Linked DNA regions of Homo sapiens: region 2 is linked to region 1. Evidence: chromatin loops called from intact Hi-C (ENCODE). Cell type or tissue: heart right ventricle. All regions are shown on one strand.

Evidence for each region. Hi-C counts contacts between places; a loop is a spot of excess contacts. Peaks named below come from ENCODE experiments on the same cell type or tissue, not always from the same donor. Only the 100,000 strongest peaks of a DNase experiment are listed, where the experiment ranks them.
Region 2: a loop joins it to region 1, with 1.8 times the contacts of the local background. A loop is called at or near these places in 4 of 110 quality-filtered maps.

The regions. Positions count from the first base shown.
Region 1 is chr7:7,680,482-7,682,981 of GRCh38, reverse strand. All of the region lies in intron 4 of RPA3 (replication protein A3), which reads left to right. The region is part of intron 2 of UMAD1 (UBAP1-MVB12-associated (UMA) domain containing 1); the gene reads right to left. Among named protein-coding and RNA genes, the nearest start is that of RPA3, 37 kb to the left of the region's middle. In heart right ventricle, a CTCF peak has its summit at 1,308; a DNase peak (open chromatin) is centred at 1,304; H3K4me3 peaks cover 359 bases; H3K27ac peaks cover 2,306 bases.
Region 2 is chr7:7,866,888-7,869,387 of GRCh38, reverse strand. All of the region lies in intron 3 of UMAD1 (UBAP1-MVB12-associated (UMA) domain containing 1), which reads right to left. Among named protein-coding and RNA genes, the nearest start is that of GLCCI1-DT, 100 kb to the left of the region's middle. In heart right ventricle, no CTCF peak of the experiment used is centred here; a DNase peak (open chromatin) is centred at 1,068; H3K27ac peaks cover 1,784 bases.

The sequences.
Region 1 (2,500 bases):
GAAACTGAAACGCTGCTAGATTAACAGGTAAACCAGAATCAGGTAACAGTGACTGAAAATACTGTTAATTCTATCCATTAGACACACAACTCCACATTTCTTAATAGAAAAACAAGCATCTACATCATGAAGTTAGTTGAAAAATCCTGGCATACTTGCTTTGCAATTTAAAGGTCAAAAGTAAAAACACAAAAACTGCTAAGTAAATTAAATGTAAATCGAGTTTTTCTGGATATCCCGATACGTGGGTAAGGAGACAGCGATAGGGTAAGTTACTTTTTAATCCATAAACACTCTAATTTTTTAAAGATCTGGTATACATTTTTTGTAAGAACAGGCAATAAAAATAGGAAGCACATGTTGAAAACCTGTTTAGTTTTTGTCACTGTTTTAATTAAAGCCTTCAACCCTAGACAGAATCAAAGTGACTTACTGTCCCTCATTCCTTAGAATGTAAATTTTTATGTATACAGCTAAATTTCCACTTTTAAATAAAGGAAACAACACAGCGATGAAGAGACTACCTTTAAAAGTTCCATATAAAAATATGATAGTTTAAATGAAGTATGTATATGTGGTTTGGTTCCCAGAATGAGGAATTCCATAGGAGATAATCTTAAAAATAACTCACTTATTTTCAATATCTGACTGATCATTGAGACTGGAAAACAGAAGGTGAGACTAAATTACATATTTCAATGTGTTTTAAGTATTTTAAAAGGTGAAATCCAAGCTGCTGTGAATTATTAAATTCTGGTTCTAAATTCAGCAAGTGTTACAAAATAATTAGCTTAATGGAAACTAGAAGTTCTTATGCCCTACTTGAAGAAGCACCTGCATATTCTGAAAACCATGATGCATTTCCCTTGTACTGTAACCCAATTCCTTTAATCTCTACAATAGTGTTTGCCCAATTTCATTCTGCCTGCTTCAAAGTTATATTCAATATTTGGTCAACAATATTAGTGAACCAACAACAATATCTAAATTGTTCCTTTTCATTTATATCCTATTACTTTTTGTTGTTATTTTTCCTTCTTTTTGCTATAACATAATAAGCTAATTCATGCTTTTGTCTTAGTTTTGGAAGGAATTATATCCTAACATTTACGCAATATCCCTTTTCCTAACTTAAAATAACTATGAGCTTGCCACTACACTAGTAAATTTGTAATCAACTTAAAGATAATGTCTTAAAAGTACAATTAAACATGTCATAACAGGAGAAAACCCTGGTAATTACGAATAGTGCCATGCTTGCTGGATTTTTAAATAGTAGTATAAGGCTATGAAAAATCGCCACCCAGTGATGCAAATGAAAACTGCAATTTGTTTTTGTGTAAAATGAGTACCCTGGAGGATTACTTCAACTTCATTACTGAATGAAGGAATAGCTATTACCTTCTTACGTGAATAGGAACTGGTTACAAGGGAAAGGATGTTTTTCTACAAGAACTTTTTTCCCTTATTCTTATTCGGCACCACTAGACATTTTACAGAGGCTAAAAGCTTTCGAAATCTTAATGCGGAGAAAGGTTTTCTGTCCAAATGTGAGCTAACTGTATATGAACAGCCCAGATATTCCTATTACCAAAACAAGTGTCTAGACTCTGCCCAGACCTGAATTTCAAGTCATGATGTGTTGATTCCATCAACTCTGCAATGCCATCTAATAATTGTGACCTAAAACCTATTTGTGTTAAGCAGAAATGCTTGCCTAGGGGAAAAGGTATTCTCAAGTGGAAAAAAATAGATAATTTATAGCTTAAACAACATAATTTACTCTGACCTTTCTAGAAATGGGTTATAAAGGCCACATAAGGAGATAATCTAACAAATTCTGTGGTGTCCATATTGATAAAAAGTTGTTGCTACAAATATAATCATGTTTATAAGTTTTTACTTAGCTTTATCATTTAGACATCAACAAACACACAAACCAACAAAATATATTTATTTTTCTGTAATGTACGTATTGCACACGATGCCACAAAAAAAGTTATGTGGATATATGCTAACCATGATACATGTGTATGCAACTAAAAAAACTATCAGAACTAATAAATAAATTCAGTAAGGTTACGGCATACAAAATCAACATACAAAAATCAATAGCATTTTTATATGCCAACAGCAAACAATTTGAAAAAGAAACCAAGAAAGTAATCCCATTTATAAAGCTACCAGTAAAATAAAATACTTAGGAATAAATATAACCAAAGTGAAAGATCTCTAAAATAAAAATTATAAAATACTGATGAAAGCAACCAAAGAGAACACACATAAAAAAAAATGGAAAGATATTCCAAATTTATGGATTGGAAGAATCAGTATTGTTAAAATGTCCATACTACCCAAAACAATCTACAGATTCAATGCAATCACTATCAAAATACCAAAGACATTCTTCACAGAAATGGAAAAAATAATCCTAACATTTATATAGAATCACAAAAGACCCAGAGAAGCCAAAACTGTTCTAAGCAAAAACAACAAAATT
Region 2 (2,500 bases), 190 kb before region 1:
GCTCTGGCTGTCTATGCCTTTAAATTCTAATGTCTATAAATAAAAGACGTGCTTCTTTGAACAATAGCCTGAACAAGCAACACTGTCACTTTATCTCCCTAGATAACTATCCATTCTATTCTGGCTTCAGCTGGTATCTGCTTGCATTACTGTGGGGTGAGGTGGAGGGGCAAATCTGAGTTAGAAGCATCAGGGGACAGAGGTTAGGAGAAGGTGATATAAGCTATGGCACAGTTAAGGCAGTACTCAAGCTTTTTATTTTTTATAAGAAGCTGGTCACTAATAAATGTCTGTCTAGCTATTAAATGCCTGAGAGTTGGTGTCCTGCACCTATGTAATTCCTAAGCAATAGTCTCCTTTCACTTGGGAGAAATCATATTGCAACGGCAAAGATTGTTTCCTCTTTTTCTCCAAGTTCCCAGTACCCAGAACAGCACCTATATATACAAAGTGCTCATTAAATGTTTTTGAATGGCACTAGATCTGGTCCCCTTCTTTTTCAGATACTCTAGGCACTCAGACTTGATTTTAAAATTGAAAGGTTAGGTCAAAGAAAGAAATAAAAACCCAGGATATGTTGTCACTGATACAGAAATTAGGGGGGAGAAGCTGAATTCACAGAAGATTTCTATCTCCATGTGGCCTAGGTGTTAGTTTTGCCTAGAAGTGAGGGCTCCAGTTCAAGAACGCTGTATTTCAGTAGCAAACTAAGAGGCTAGGTTAGAAGGCAGATTATTTTCTCTGTTCCTTTCCTAGTCTCTGACATCATTTTGGTTTACCTTCTGGCTCATGATTTTTTTTTTTTCAGTATTTTTTCCATTTTCTCTTCTTTCTCTTTCCTTCAATATTTCTACCTGCTTGTGCTCCGTGGTTCTCCAATCTTTCTTTTAAAAAGAAAAAAATGTTCTCCCGACTTCCTCTTTTCAGAACTCCAGCTGAACGTACATACAAGTGCAGAAGGGGAAGTAAGCAGGCTGTTACTTGCTTCTGTAATCTGTTCCATGTATTCTTGGAAAAGTGGTTTGTCTGAAGCTGGAAAAATCTTCTCTACTAGCCAACTAGAGTGGGGGCGCGGTGGAAAGAGGAAAGAGAAGCACTTCAGGAAAGGAACCAGGCAAGAAATAGTGCGTTAAATGCAGGATCCTATTTAATACTGGTTTTGAAAACACAAAAGGCTGTTTCAGTGATTTTTTAAAAATTGTTTTAAAGTTGCTTTATAGAAATTCATAAACTCCAACCGTAAGCTGTCCAGGCAGCTCATATTTTCCCAGTAGGCCTTCCCGCCTCATGATTCTCAGCACACATTTCCCCTTTCTCTTCTCTCCTCTAGCCCTATATCACCAGCTTCCTCCTCGCTGCTGGCAGGTGGGCCAGCCTCCTACTTCACAGAGAAAACAGCAACCACCGAGTGAGGATCTCCTCTATCTGCTCTACCCCCCAACAAATGTATCTGCATTTGTATCCAACCCCTTCCCCAGAGCTTCCAGGGCTGCAGATCCACCCAGTGCAAACTCTTCAAGGACATGGCTTCATCAATTAGGGGGAGTCTCCTAATTGCTAATCTTTCCTAGAAGCAATTAACCATTTTTTAAAATTCGACTCAACTCTATATTGCCTATTGGAATATCACCTTCCTAACTCCCATACTATCTTTCTATGTTTTTTTCACAGCGAGGCTGAGACCATTGTTGGCACACACTGTCTGCCATGCCTCCCTCACCCACTGCAACCTGCCTCCTGCCTGCACCCCTCTACTGAGTCTGCTTTCACAAAGGTTACTAATAATCACTCTCTTGCTAAATTCAGAAAATGTTTGGAAGTGCTAATCTGAAATGACCACTTTGTAGCACTTACTGCTACTGACTCTGAATTTTTAGTTCTTGGCTTCGGTACACTTGTTAGTTTTGTTTTCTACATGTCTAGCTGCTTATTCTTTTTGTCTATTTCTCAAGTGATGGTGTTCTTTAGGGTTCCATTTCTGTTCCTTTACTCTTCCTAATCTCAACACACTTCTTCGGATGAGCTTATCTGATATGGAGCATGCCTACTGCTCCACTCTTCCACTCCCCCAAAAGTAATATGTATGTAGATACATGCACATATACCAATCTCAAACTCGGATTTCTCTCTAGAGTTCCTGATCCATATGTTCAACTCCTATTATACATTTCCTTTTGCATATTCCACAGGACATCTTACACTCAACATGTTTTAAACCTGGCTCTTAGCTTAGTCCCTTCCTTACCTTAACCTTACCTCAAACTTAATGCTCTTCCAATCTTCCAATATTTTCTCTATCAGTGAAGAGAACCTATATAGTTGCCCAGCACAGAAACCTGTATCATCTTTGACGTTTCCCTCCCTCTCACTTCCTCCATGCAATAAATCACTGAGTCCTATTGACTTTTCTGCTTTTAATATCTCCCCTAATTCATCCATTTCTCTTCAGGTTCATGTCATTCTCTTCATTCAGGATACTAAGGTCTTCTTCCTGGAATGC